Linked DNA regions of Homo sapiens: all the other regions are linked to region 4. A link is a contact called in ENCODE Hi-C data. All regions are on one chromosome and are shown on one strand. The core of a region is the stretch at or near the end of the contact, and the rest is flanking DNA. Distances in the headings are between cores, read along the strand shown.

Region 1 (2,728 bases), core at 147-2,646, 930 kb before region 4:
CCAAGAGTCTCAACTACTACCTTGGCAGCAGAGCAAGAATTTGAAACCTGGTCAGGTTCACTTTAAAAAAGGCTGTACTAGCCGGGCGCAGTGGCTCACACCTGTAATCCCAGTATTTTGGGAGGCTGAGGCGGGTGGATCACTTGAGGTCAGGGGTTTGAGACCAGCCTGGCTAAACCTTGTCTCTACTAAAAATACAAAAATTTAGCTGGGTGTAGTGGCACACACCTGTAGTCCCAGTTACTGGGGAGGCCAAGGCAGGAGAATCTCTTGAACCCGGGAGGTGGAGGTTGCAGTGAGCCGAGATCGCGCCACTGCACTCCAGCCTAGGCGACAGAGCCAGACTCCATCTCAAAAAATATATAAAAAATAAAATAAAAATAAAAAAGGCTGTATGGCCAGGCGAGGTGGCTAACCCCTGTAATCCTAGGCACTCTGGGAGGCCGAGGAGGGCGGATTGCTTGAGCCCAGGAGACCACCCTGGGCAACAGCTCTACAAAAAATAAACAAATTAGCCAGGCCTGGTGGCTTGTGCCTGTAGTTTCAGCTACTCGGGAGACTGAGGTGGGAGGGCTGCTTGAACCCGGGAAGCGGAGGTTTTGGTGGGCGGAGAGCGCGCCATGCCTTCCAGCCAGGGTGACAGAGCGAGACCCTGTCTGAAAAAAAAAATTAAAAAATAAAAAAAATAAATAAAGGCTGGGGCCAGGCGTGGTGGCTCACGCCTGTAATCCCAGCACTTTGGGAGGCCGAGGCGAGGGGATCACCTGAGCTGAGGAGTTCAAGATCAGCCTGGGCAACATGGCGAAACCCCGTCTCTACTAAAAATACAAAAAATTAGCCAGGCGTGGTGGTGCATGCCTGTAATCCCAGCTACTCAGCTACTCGGGAGGCTGGGGCAGGAGAATCGCTGAACCCGGGAGGCGGAGGTTGCAGTAAGCCGAGATCGCGACACTGCACTCCAGCCTGGCACCCTGGGCGACAGAATGAAGCTCTGTCTCAAAAAAAAAAAAAAAAAAAAAGGTGTAAATGCTCTTTGCAGTTCCATATACTGCCTCCCCAGAACCTTTATGGAGTTGGATTATAACTGCCTGAGCCCGCCCCTCCCGTCCATCTCGCGCTTTAAATTCCTCCGCGACGTGAGCCTCGGTTAATCGTCTTTGAAAACTCTGGCCCCTCCTCCCGTCAGCACCCCCAGACTACTGGCGCCCAGCTCAGAGTTGCCCAGATTGGGAGATCTGCAAGGTTTCCCGAAGGAATGAATGAACGAATGACTGAATGGACGAATTTGAGTCCTCCGTGTGCCATCTCTGGTAGCTGCCGCCCACGTTGGGCCTCGGTTTCCCCAACTGCGCGCCTACACCGTGACGCCGACCTCGCTATCAGGGGTGCCGTGAATGAGGCGAGCACTACAAGGCGGGGCTCCGGCCCTACCAGGCGGGGCGGGCAGTACCACGGCGTTCCTCGGGGGCGGGGGAGATGAGGCGGAGCCGGGGCTCCCCCGCTGCGGCGCCATTGGCCGCGCCCGCCGCCACCCGGCAGTAGTTGCGGAGGTCAGCCCCGCCTACTTCCTCTTTCCCTCGGAGCGGGCGGCGGCGTTGGCGGCTTGTGCAGCAATGGTGAGAGCTGCGGAATCGGGCGCCATCCGAGCGCTGTGAGGCGCGGGGGTTGGGGAAGGCGGTGCGGGCTGAGCCCGCGGATTCTATCTGCCACCTAGGCCTGTGGGGCGCCGCGCAGAATGGTCTGGCGCCACCACAACCCGCCTCTTCGCTTGGCGCCGGGAGAGGCGCGCGGCCCGGGCCTGGGTTACTCTGCCCAAGGCACGGCCGGCGAGGGAGACTGTCCTGAGCCCTGGTTGGGGCTCCGGCGCACTCGTAGTCGATGGCGAGTCGCGCGCCTTTGGGGGCTGGCCACGCAGGTGAAGGGGATATGGCCCCGCGGCCTGGCTGAGGCACACTCTCTCTTGCGCGCAGGCCAAGATCAAGGCTCGAGATCTTCGCGGGAAGAAGAAGGAGGAGCTGCTGAAACAGCTGGACGACCTGAAGGTGGAGCTGTCCCAGCTGCGCGTCGCCAAAGTGACAGGCGGTGCGGCCTCCAAGCTCTCTAAGATGTAAGTGAGGCGGCCGGATCACAGCCCTCGTGGGTGGGGAGCACGTGTGCATCGGGATCGTCGGAGGATTTCAAAGTTGGCTTAAGGAGCTGGCCGCTTAGATGCCCACTCCGTGCATCCTGGCGCGCATGGGAGACCCGTTGTGTGCTTAGCCTCTTACCTGCCTTGACCTTGCGGTCCTTGTGCCTGGAATGCATCCCCGGAGACCCATCTTAATGCTGCCTTCAAAGCCTACCCGGACCCCTTCCTTCCGCTTCCCACCAACACTTGAGTTTTTAACCCCCTTGGCAGGTGGGTGGCTTGCACCCTGGAGTGGCAGCGTAAGTTATTTTACATGGCTAAGAGTGCGGGAGACTTGTGAAAGGAACATGGGTTTGGAGTTCATCAACCTGGGTACAAAGTCCACTTCTCAAAAAAAAATTAGATGGGTGTGGTGGTACAGGCCTGTAGTCCCAGCTACTCTGGAGGCTGAGGCAGGAGGATCACTTGAGCCCAGGAGTTGGGAGGCTATGATGGGGCCACTGCTCTTCAGTCTGGTTGACAGGTGAGACCCTGTCTCCAAAAAAAAAAAATGGTGGTTGCCCTCTTTGCCCCCAAACAACCTTAGTAGAGGCAGGGGTG
Region 2 (2,700 bases), core at 161-2,660, 730 kb before region 4:
TTTTAAAAATTAGATTTGGAACCTGAACTATATAATTCATAATTCTCATTTTTCTGTGGAAAATTATTTTATCTTTCTCCTGTATACCTGAAAAAATGTCCATAGGCTTAAAGGGTCATGCTTTTACATTCCTTCCATATCACAGGTACTATGAAGTAAGGAGACTTTTAGGTTTCTTTTTGTCTTAAACTCAGACAGCTTTGTAAGCAGTAGTGTGTAGATTACAAGAGTTAGACAAAAGCAGGCGCGACTGAGAAGAGTTGGTGGGGGAGAAGCTTGGGGCACTTCCTGTCACTCAACACATTCCAGATCACTAAAAAATTTCCACACCCTCTGCATTCCCCCTTGCCCACTCCAGTTCCCGGTATTTTCTGATTCCATATGTTGTGGTATTTACCATACTTCTCTCCCTCACTAGGCTCTGGCAAGACTGCTTCAGAGGGGATGCATTCCTTTAGATTGCACAAAGCGGAGCTGGGAAAATGGCTGGCAGTTTCAGAATCTAGTCACGATCGCACGCATGAGCACCTCACACATCCATGTCCCTACCCGCCCCCCCGCTCCCGCCCCTGCAGCTGGCTGACCTGTCTCACCCACTGCTGGCCTATCGAACGGCCAGGACTGTCTGGTTTTGGCTCGTGCCTTTGTCCATGTCTGGCTTAGTTCCTCTCTGTCTATGCTTGCCTCTACCCCCACCGCCCCAGGCGGCACAAGTGTTTGGCCACACAAAACTAGAGATAGAAAAGGTGGTAAAAACTTCAAACTTTTCTAAATTCTCCAACAGTTTATTTCTTGTGAATTTCTTCCTTCTTTAAATACTCCATTTTAAGAAAACAAAAAAATTAATTATCTAAAGGCAAAGAATGGAAAGCAACCTTTGTGTTCCTTATAATAACTGACTTCATAACTCTCTCCAGCTGCGTTATGGGATGTGTATAAAAAGCTTCTGTTCTGAGAACAAAGGAGCACGTGCAGAAATGAGACGAAAAAATCCACTGACAGTATTCCATTACACAAATTACTTAAAAGATTTTAGTCAAGCCCCTCAACAGATTCAATTTTAAAATGGCTTTTAGTTAAAAAAAAAAAATTGAAAGTGCTTACCCAGTAAAAGAACCGAAGTAGTCCTGAACTGTTACGTAAGACTTTTTACAGTTGGATCTTTGTCAAAAGGGGATGGGGGTGATGGGAGAAAGCAGCAACGACAATCAAAAAAGTTCGAGCTGCTGTGGCTAGAGGACAACTTCTGTGTTTCCAGATAGGATTCTTGCTGTAGAAATGGAACTTCCAGCCAGCACAGCATCCTGTCCCAGTAGAGAAATGAGTTTGTCAGTTAAAACAAAAAAAAAATTAGATACTGGAACCCAGGCTAGACGAGGTATTGAACCGCGCCAGATTTCCTTGCAGCCCTGTCTGCTCAGCTCGCATTGAACTATATATGACCCAGATGATGGACAGAAGCACATTTAGTCATGTGCACACTGGAAGAAAGCGGATTTGCTGGTCCCTGGCAGTGCAGGGGTTTGTCTTCTGATTGGGCTGTGCCCTGATCGGTGAAATGTGAAGCCCTCACCATTCAGAGGCCGTAATTCAGGACTGGCAGTTTGAGTGTCTGGCTGCCTCTAGTCACTGAGAGACTTTGAAGGTGTTGCTTTTGTTTGGTGGCATTACCCACCCAGAGGTTGCTTACACCTCTCTACTTGTGTCAGAAGAAATACTAGTCTTTCTGAAATACAAATAGGCAGCCGATTTTTCCTGAATCCTAAATCACCCTATTGTTGATAAACTTGGCTCTAACTGAAACCAATTATTTGATTTGAAAATTTATTGTGATCCTAACCAAGCTTCATATCCAGACCAACCCTTGGTCTTGATTTTATAGGTTTGATAAGGTAAAAATAAAAGTGGCATATTTGACTTTGAAGCCTCTATATGATATAAATTGCTCTTAATGAAAATTGGATAGATGGACAACAGAGAAGTGAAGTTTTAGATTCTGGAGTGTTTGGATGTATGAGGAAGAAGCTTTATGTCTTTTTATCCCCTTTGTGAGACTGTCACTCTTGTCCCAGTCCTAGTCACATTAGGGGTTGCTGGGGGGGGGAAGCTATGAAAGCATGGACCCTACTGAGCTGTGACATAGCCTTTAATCATGCAAGACAGCCACGGTCTGCTCTCTTCAGTCTGTCTGAACTAGGGTCCTTGGGGTTTATTTTCCATCTTTCTGAGCCACTGGGAAACCAGGTCATTATACAGGACTGTCATTTGTGACATTTTTGTTTAGTACATGGCAGTTGCTTTGTTTATTTAATGCAAGTTGACACTTCTTTAAAGTTTCAAAACAGTAAAGTTGTTTTGTGAGACCTTGACTCTGATATATGAAATCTACTCTACATGGACCAATCATTTTTTTCCGTGGACTTTCTTGTCTCTTTAGAAATTAGCTTATAGAGTCCTAAATTGATACTTAAACATACCAATAGTTCTGTTTATTTCTTGCCTTTCTCACAGTTGTTGAAATAATTCCATCTGTCTCTTTTGCTGTAAATTTTGGGTTTGGATGTTTGTACTTGGAATTTTTTAGATGTTGACTATATTATGCAGCACCTTCCATATGAGGACTACCCCAGAATTATTCTCTTGTCTTAACCCGAGAAAAGCTGTTTTGATGCACTATTAGATATAAGAATGTTCGAAAGA
Region 3 (2,700 bases), core at 17-2,516, 1.0 Mb after region 4:
GGTGGATCACCTGAGGTCGGGAGTTCGACACCAGCCTGACCAACACGGAGAAACCACGTCTCCATATCTCTAAATATCAAATTAGCCCGGTGTGGTGGCGCATGCCTGTAATCCCAGCTACTTTAGAGACGGAGGCAGGAGAACCGCTTGAACCCAGGAGGCGGAGGTTGCGGTGAGCCGAGATCACACCATTGCACTCCAGCCTGGGCAACAAGAGCGAAACTCCATCTCAAAAAAAAGAAAAAAAAAGAAGAAGAAATCAAAAGGGAAATTAGAAAATACTTAGAAATGAATGAAAATAACACAACATACAAAAACTTATGAGCTGTAGTGAAAACAGTGATCAAAGTGAAATGTATAGTTGTAAATAACTACATTAAAAAGAGGGAAAGGCTGGGAGCAGTGGCTCACACATGTAATCCCAGCACTTTGGGAGGCTGAGGAGGGTGGATCACTTTAACTCCAGAGTTCAAGACCATCAAGTTTTACACTTACAAATGATTAAAGTAATAAACATTACGCATGTTTTACCTCAATAAAAAGCCCCTCACCACCACCAAAAACGAAAAGAATGGTCAAAAACCAGTAAACTGGATTGGCAAGGAAAAGAACTCTAGAAGGATCCTCAAGTTTTCCGGTCTGGATAGGAGATGAGATGAACTTGAGATCATTAAAAGGTACTTTCACATCAGGACAGCTGGAGATCTCGTCCATGTAGCTGCCTGGGTTGTGAATGGTCAGCATGAAGTAGGTAACGGAAGCCATGGGAGTGCAAGAGTTTGCCCTAGGAAGAACTCCAAGGCAAGAACCCTGAAAAACACATCCAAAAGTGAGGGGAGAGCTTTCTGCTCTTCGGGCTCCCGCGCGACGAGTCTACACCCCTAGGCTAAAAAGACTTACCAAAGTTTAAGTGCAGAGGAGCCCTTCAGGCCCAAGGAGGCAGCGGACCGTCTAGGCCCAGCTACAGAAGAGCCGCTGAGACGGGGGTCCCGAGCAGCGGGTCCCTGCGAGGCGCACAGGGCCTGAGCCACAGACGCTTACGAGCTAAGGCACCTCGGGGTAGTAGGCAGTGAAGCTAGTGCCCAGAGTACGGTGCCCTCCGTCTGCGCCCCGCCCACAACGCAGAAATTCCCTCTCGGGGCCCCTGTTGTCCTCCGAGCCTTCCGATTGGCGGAGAGGACCATGGGACCTGGAAGTTGTCTTTGTCCGGCCAGGGCTGCCCTTCCGGTTCCGTTGGGTCCCCCTTTGGCTCGGGTTCCTTGCCCCTCCCCCTTCCCGGAGCCCCGAGGGGCCGGAGCTCCTGGCGGTGCCGGATCCTGACGGCGGCCTTCCCCCGGGTCTGTAAGTGCGGAGACGGCCGGAGCGGCGGGCTGGGGTGCGGGGTGTCTCAAAATGGAACCCCCCTGGGGCCCTGGATCAACCGGGACCTGCACTGGGATGGGAGCCGAGAGGCTGGCCTAGGCCCCTGGGGACTTGAGGAGCCCTTGGCCCGGCCCACGCTGCGCCCCGCCCCTTTCCCTTCCCTGTGACTGGAGTGGGGAGCCTGAGGATGCCCCTGGGACCGCCTCATAGGACCCCAGCTGAGGGCCCAGCAGTTGGCTTGGGGGCCTGACTCTGGCATCTTATAAGAAGTGCCAGAGGTGAGGCCCTAAGAAAACGAGCCTCGGGAGCCAGCCCAAGACCAGGCATTCAGTGCCAGTCTTTGAGAACCACTGTGAGTGCTAGGTTACCCTTTTGCTGGGGTTTTCCCCTATTTGGCCACTGGTCGCAGCACCTTTTATATTACTGGCGCTATACCAGACACTGGAGATTGGCAAGATATTGTTCCAGTTTTCGGGATTAAGTTTGGGAGCCAGATCTGAACAAATAAGTACTCCTATGTGTATATATATGTATGTATGTATCAGTCACATATGTGTTAATTGCTCAAGGGGCCGTTGCTGAGAAGGCTTTAGAAAGAAAGTGATGTCTGAATTGTACTTGGAGAGAGTAAAGTGTTGAAGAGTTTTTCAGGGAAGACAGTTGCAATACTGTGGAGAAATGACTGAGCATAACTTGTGTGGGAAGAGGAGGAAATGGGGGGACTCCTATGCACAGAATGGATATGAGACTGGGAAAGTCGACCGAGGTCCAGATGGTGAATGGTGTAATCCTAAAGGAGATGGGTAGTTTTTTGAAGAGTTCGGAACAGAATATTGATATGGTCAGATTTGCACTGCAGGAAATCATTTTGTTCTGTAGAAAGCCCATAGAGAAGGGACTTTCTATTAACTGCATTTAGACATTTAGCTAAAAGTTAGGAACGCTTATCGGAGATTCTTTTGAAGGGGTAATGGGATCAGCCTAGTGAGAGGCAAAAAATTCCTGAAATAAGTTATAATGGTGTCATTGGTAAGGAGACAAATATACTGGAGATGATTATGTCAAGACTCCATAATTAACTGAATGCTGAAGAAGTGTGAGGGACCAAATCTAATTCTTAGGTTTTAGACCTCTGAGCTGAAGGATGGTAATGCCATTATCAGAAATAAAGCCATAAGCTTAGTGTAGATTATGAATTCATTTTTTGGACATGTTGAATTAAAGGTCTAATGAGACAGACACATAGAGCTGTCCAGCATGGAGTTGGAAATGCAAATCTTTAGCTCAGCCTAAACATTGTAGCTAGAGGTAAAAGTTTGAGTTATCAGCATAGAAGTG
Region 4 (2,700 bases), core at 122-2,621:
CTTTGACTTCAACAACCTAAAGGCAGAGGCAAAAGGGAGAAACTATCTTTATTCAGAAGGTGACTCCAACAGAAGAAGTCTTCTACGACTTATCTTCTGGCTTTCTTTCCTCCCATCCTGGCCGGGAGCTAGGACGCAGGACCAGTTACGTAGAGGCTATGGGGTGGGGGTAGGGTGGGGAGGCACTCCATGCATTTATAAGAACTAAAATGGCAGAAGTGATGAATGGCATTTCGGGACAGAAAATTGGAAAAAAAAAAAAAAAAAGGAAAAAAAGCCTAATATTAAAAATGTCTTTGGACTTGTGGCCAAAGGTGCCACCTTAAAGCATGACTATGTCACAGGTGTCTGGAATGATTCAGTCTGGACACTAATCTTGGCTTCTTCACTCGTTGCTAGTTATGTGACCTTGGGAATGTGGCTCAGTTTCCTCTTTGTAAATTAGGGAGATGAACACAGGATTATTGTGAGGATTGGCACTAATGATGTACGGAAATACTGTGTCTGATGCAGAAAGGGCACTCACCCGCTCATTAAAGGGTGGCTAATGGTAGCTGTGATTATTGCTTCCTTTATGATCCCTCTGGCCCTAGAGGGGATGAAATTGAGGTGTTCATGGAAGTGAATCCCAAGGGGGAGCAGGGGTAGGTAGCAGGCTGGTGATCTCGGCTCTCAAATCCTTTCATTTGCATTGAGTTAATCTCTATCAGGGACTGTTGTGTTAACAGGAGGCTTCGATGTTGGAGTTCCCAAAACGGCTGATAAAGGGAGGCAGAGGTCCTCAGCGGGAGGGCAGAGCTGAGCCACCACGTGGGTCCACGAAGCCCCCAGGTGGCTTTCCTGTAGGTATGTGGGGTCTCCTTCAAGCTCTAAGGGGAAAGGAAGAGGAAAGGCCTTCAGATGGGGAAGTGGACGGTGTGATGGAGAAGAGGTTCTGCACGGAACTTACTGGAAGGTGCGGGATGTTAAAGGGAAAACGTGTTTTCATGGAGGCCTGGGCGGGGGATTAGCTCTCCGTTAGAGAGGCTGGGTGGGAGGCCTCCAATGGGAGGATTGGTGGCGGTTTCATCGGGAGGGCTTGGGGTCTCCATGAGAGGATTAGGGTCTCTTCAGGGCGGCTGTGAGTGGAGGTTTCCAGCGGGGCGCAGTGGGGTGCAGATGTGTAAGGGCCTGCAACGGAACGCCAGAGTCCTCCGGGGCCCGCGCCCTGGGAGACGTGCGGGTGACCGCGCTCCCGCCCCGCCCCCACCGGCCACGGCCCCGCCCCCGCGAGCGGACTACACTTCCCAGCAGCCCCAGCGGGCAGCGGCGGCGGCAGCGCGGGCGGGAGGGGCGGTGGTGAGAGGCGGAGGGGGCGGCGCGCGCCGGGCACGCGCGCCGGCGACCATGGCGTTCGCCGGGCTGGAGCGAGTACATTAACCCCTGGAGGCGGCGGCGGCGGCGAGGGAGCGAGCCTCGAGCGGGCGGGCCCCAGCCTGAGGGAAGGGAGGAAGGGGCGGGGAGAGCGCCAGAGGGAGGCCGGTCGGCCGCGGGCGGGCGGGCAGCGCAGCGCCGAGCGGGGCCCGCGGGCCCATGAGGAGGCCTGGGGACCATGGGCTCCAGGATCAAGTGAGTGCGGCCGGGCCGGGCGGAGCCGGGCCGGGCGCGGGGCGGCGAGGCCGGGCCAGGGCTGCAGGCCGCGGGCCGCGCGGGGGACTTGTTGCCGAGACCAGAGGGGCGCCCCGCGTGACGCCGGCACGCGGGGAGGGGGACGGTTGCTATGGCGATCCAGGGAGGCGCGGGGGCGGGGTGCGCGCGGGGTGGCAGGGCGCCGGGGGTCAGGTGTCCCCTCCTCACCTGGGGGTCGGAACAGCTGAGATTACAGGGCGGCCCCCTCCCCGGGTTTACGGAGAGCCCCTGAAAATGGTCCTTCAACTGTGGGGAAGGGGAGTGGGAAAGCCCCGGAAGCACCTCCCCATGTTTGGGCATGTTTGGGGCGCCCCTGAAAGTTGGCAGGTCCGGAGAGGTTGCAGCCTGGCCGCTTGAGGCCTGCGGCCCCCACAGAAGTCGCGTGAGGTTCTTAGAGGGAGGGGCCGCTCATGGTGTGGCCACCTAAGGTGTGGATGGCCGGGGAGGAAGGCCTGTCTCTCTATTTCCCCCCTCTTATCTGTGAAAATCTCCACGCAGCAAGGTCCAAAGGCTGTGAAGGAGGATACCTCTGTGTTGTAACCGAGCACCTGCTCTTGATAATCGTTGGAAAGGCTTTGTAACTCAATCTGGCGAATTCCCTCACTCATTCATTCACCTGGAGTTCCCGGTGGAGGGTTAGCTTTCCGGGGAAATTGTTGATACATGTAACTTCAGAATCCACTGAAACATTGTTGCTGTCCTTGTAGACTTAGAAGTTGACTTTGGAAAGTGCAACTCTTAAGCGGTCCAATTTGGGTGTGTGGCTTTCGACTCTATCTCCCCTCCCAGCCAGGTCCTCTTGTGGCCTCTCCCTTCCTCTGCCCCAGAACTGGAGATGTTTTATCTCTAATTACTAACAAATGTTCACTTTTTCCTCTGTGACTAATAGAATTGTTTAAGGGCATTAAAAAGCAAAGTTGACAGCATAGGCTTTTCTGTAAAACAACTTTCCTAGGACACTTTAAACCCTCTTACAAGAAAGTTTGTGGAATGTGTTTATTTCAGCATTTTGAGAATTGTACTAGGGAAGTT
Region 5 (2,700 bases), core at 16-2,515, 840 kb before region 4:
CCCCCAAGTGCAGAGAAGCGTTGCAACTTTCGTAGCAGGTGAGGGACGGGGTATGGTGCGAAATGTGGGCAAGGGTCAGGCCAAGCAGGGATGCGAATGCCAGGACGAGGACTTAAAATTAGGCAAAAAAAAAATAAAAGGGCTAAGGGATTGGTGGGGCGGGTGGGGCAGGAGAGGGCGAATGAGCGGCCACCGAGGAAGCTGCAGCATAATCCGGCAGAGCAGAAGTGGGCAAAGCACCAACGTTCTCGTTCTTTGTCTTCAAGTGGGCCAGGTAGGCCTTAGACCCTTGGCGGCAGCAGCGAAATCCTTTCCCGATGGGGTCGCCGAAGACGGACACCCCGGCGGGCCTAGTGACCGGTGGCCGCGCGCCACCTGGTGGCCGCAGCGGGTGGATTCGGCCGGGAGCCGCTGCAAAATTCGGGATTTTGCTTCCGGAAAGCTTCGGGAAACTGAGGTGGGAGGGGCAGGGGTTTGCGATCTTCCAACTTGATCCTGTCCTTATTCCAACCCCCTTTTACAGATAGGGAAACTGAGGAAAGGGGAAGGCAAACAAGGCTGGGCAAGGGATCCCTCTTAAACGGAAGGTTTCAAGACACCTGGGGTCAAGAGCCTAGGGCTTTCTTTAATAGCCCCAATGGCCCGGAGCTTAGTTTGCCCATCTGTTCTATGGGCAGGGGGAAAATGAAAGGGGAGGAGGGGAAACTTTAGTCTTTGCCGCCCACCCGGAGGTAAAAAGTCTTTAAAGACTACCCCGGAAAGAAGAGTTTTATATATTCCATTTGCATACGAACGCAGTCACCTCGAGTTAAACTCCGGTCCTTTAATCTCCGGTCCAATTTGTCCCGCAGCGGCAGGGAGAGGCCCACGTGAGTACCTTCAAGCCCCGCCTCCAGGGCCCCGCCCACAGGGCTGGGCTTCGTTGCACGTGCTCACCCGGCTGCCTCGCGATCCACCTCCTCGCAAAGACTCATTGTTGGGGTGGGGGGTTACGAGGACTCTTAGGGAACTTTGATCAGGTAGAAATCACAATCAAGACAAGGCCCGGAAGTATCCGCTTACTACATAGACATCAAACGCTTTGTCATGGTTCTTGATATTGACAGACTTTAGCTTTCCCTTCTCAGGACTTCTTATCCCTCCTTCCACCCCTTCAGTTGGTGCGGTCGGCGTGGCCGGCCTCGCTGAGCGGACTCCAACTTCCAGCGTGCCCCGCAGGGCCTTGCGCGGCAGCGGCGTGTGACGTCAGGGGAGGGAGCTGGCCAGTGCTGAGGGGGCGCGGCGCGGAGGGGCGCGGAGCGGCGCGGAGCCGGGCGGCTCGGGGCCCAGAGAGAGCCGCGGCCGGGAGCTCGCGGGCTCCTGACAACCTCCTCCCCTCGGCGGACGACGACCACGGCGACTAGGGCGCCGGTCATGGCGGAGCAACAAACCCGGCGCGGACCCTAGGCACCACCGCATGGAGCGGGACGAACCGCCGCCTAGCGGAGGGGGAGGCGGCGGGGGCTCGGCGGGGTTCCTGGAGCCTCCCGCCGCGCTCCCTCCGCCGCCGCGCAACGGTGGGTGAGGGGCCTGCGACGCCCGGGCCAGGCAGGAACCGGCTTCCTGAGCCTCCGCCAGGGATCCCCCTCCTCTCTGCCGACCCTCGCCCTGGGAAGCCGCAGCGGCCCCGCGGCCCCTTAGGGTGGCCCTTCACCCCGTTCCCCGTTGGCGCGGACCCTCCCTCTCCTCCCCGGTCTCGCTCAGGGTGGATCCTCCTCCTTCGTCCCTGTTCCCTTCTGCGCGGACCCTCCCCCTGCCCGGGTCCCTGGGCACCGAGCTTCATTTCCCCCTCCCCCCGTCCCCTCTGCACAGGCTTCCCCTCCCCCCGTCCCCTCAGCACCAATCCTCCCTCCTCCCCCCGGGTCCCCTCCCCCTGTCTTCCCAGCACCGAACCTTCCCCTCCCCCCGGGCTCCTCAGGTTGGAAGTCCCCACCGCGGTCCGTCAGTGGGGGCATCCCCTCACTCGGGTTCCCTTAACGCAGAGCCTCTCTTTTCCCCTACAGGGGTTCCTCCTCCCACCGAGGACGCTCCCTTCTTGCCCTGTTGACCCGACTCCACAGCACCCTTGTACCGCTCAGCTTTCTAGAGCGTTTTCCTCTTCTGCAGCCTCGAGCGTTCTTCCTTGAATACTACGAGCCCCCCACCTCTGCCGAACCCCCGTTCGCTAGACATCCCCCAGTCGTTTCCTTTTTCGGACCCCTTCGCGCCTCCTGCTTCCCCTGCGCCTCACCTTCCTCAACGCCCCGCGCGCTCTGGCCGGTCTCCGCCCCTGCTCAGCTCCCCTCTCCGCCAGGCAACGGCTTTCCCTGGCCGAGGGCTCCAGCCCGCCCCGGGGCCCCGGACACCTGCCTCCTCCCGGCTTCTGCCCGGCAGGTCCCGGTCCCCACCTCTTAGTCTCAGTTCTCCTCTTTCTTGTCCCGATCCGGGACCTTGGGAGCTGAGAATCCCTCACCTGGCCCGGCCCTTCCTACCGCTCGTCCCTCGCCCCCTCGCCCGGGCCGGGTCCTCAGGTTCCTCGGGGCTTCCTCGCCCTCCTCCCCTTCGCTCCCTCCCCCTGCGGGGTGTTTTATTTGTATCTGTTTGATATTTTCCTCCTCGGTGTTTGCCGCGGAATGTTTTTATTGGTAACGTGTTAGGAGCTTTTGTGAGGTCGTAAAAGGT

Evidence for each region. Hi-C counts contacts between places; a loop is a spot of excess contacts on that map. Pooled maps may share reads with other maps.
Region 1: a loop to region 4 is called in a pooled map, with 8 times the contacts of the local background. The contact joins the promoter of ARPC5L here to the promoter of DENND1A in region 4. A Hi-C loop is called at or near these places in 7 of 50 pooled maps.
Region 2: a loop to region 4 is called in a pooled map, with 6 times the contacts of the local background. The contact joins the promoter of MIR181A2HG here to the promoter of DENND1A in region 4. A Hi-C loop is called at or near these places in 6 of 50 pooled maps.
Region 3: a loop to region 4 is called in a pooled map, with 4 times the contacts of the local background. The contact joins the promoter of ZBTB26 here to the promoter of DENND1A in region 4. A Hi-C loop is called at or near these places in 1 of 37 single-sample maps with no recorded cell type and 7 of 50 pooled maps.
Region 5: a pooled map shows a loop between it and region 4 (9-fold over the local background). The contact joins the promoter of NR6A1 here to the promoter of DENND1A in region 4. A Hi-C loop is called at or near these places in 8 of 50 pooled maps.

Annotation. Positions count from the first base shown.
Region 1 is chr9:124,860,798-124,863,525 of GRCh38, reverse strand. It overlaps ARPC5L (actin related protein 2/3 complex subunit 5 like), which reads right to left and starts at 1,396. Exons shown (of 6, transcript NM_030978.3): 1 at 1,128-1,396. RPL35 (ribosomal protein L35) reads left to right here and starts at 1,569. Exons shown (of 4, transcript NM_007209.4): 1 at 1,569-1,616; 2 at 1,971-2,107. The coding sequence starts at 1,614. RefSeq lists enhancers at 1,150-1,369, 1,810-1,919, 1,960-2,009, 1,445-2,068 and a silencer at 1,390-1,659.
Region 2 is chr9:124,657,146-124,659,845 of GRCh38, reverse strand. MIR181A2HG (MIR181A2 host gene) reads right to left here and starts at 1,410. Exons shown (of 2, transcript NR_038975.1): 1 at 1,105-1,410. All of the region lies in intron 2 of NR6A1 (nuclear receptor subfamily 6 group A member 1), which reads left to right. RefSeq lists enhancers at 373-422, 1,244-1,363.
Region 3 is chr9:122,930,078-122,932,777 of GRCh38, reverse strand. ZBTB26 (zinc finger and BTB domain containing 26) reads left to right here and starts at 1,266. Exons shown (of 2, transcript NM_020924.4): 1 at 1,266-1,341. It also overlaps a transcript of RABGAP1 not described here. RefSeq lists a silencer at 1,155-1,494.
Region 4 is chr9:123,928,797-123,931,496 of GRCh38, reverse strand. DENND1A (DENN domain containing 1A) reads left to right here and starts at 1,371. Exons shown (of 24, transcript NM_001352964.2): 1 at 1,371-1,608. The coding sequence starts at 1,592. RefSeq lists a silencer at 1,145-1,634 and enhancers at 1,985-2,184, 1,814-2,499, 2,435-2,514.
Region 5 is chr9:124,769,876-124,772,575 of GRCh38, reverse strand. It overlaps NR6A1 (nuclear receptor subfamily 6 group A member 1), which reads left to right and starts at 1,265. Exons shown (of 10, transcript NM_033334.4): 1 at 1,265-1,556. The coding sequence starts at 1,457. LOC124900274 (a long non-coding RNA gene) reads left to right here and starts at 2,096. Exons shown (of 2, transcript XR_007061773.1): 1 at 2,096-2,700. LOC107987126 (a long non-coding RNA gene) reads right to left here and starts at 1,219. Exons shown (of 2, transcript XR_001746926.3): 1 at 803-1,219. RefSeq lists enhancers at 866-1,125, 916-1,483 and silencers at 1,196-1,775, 2,316-2,565.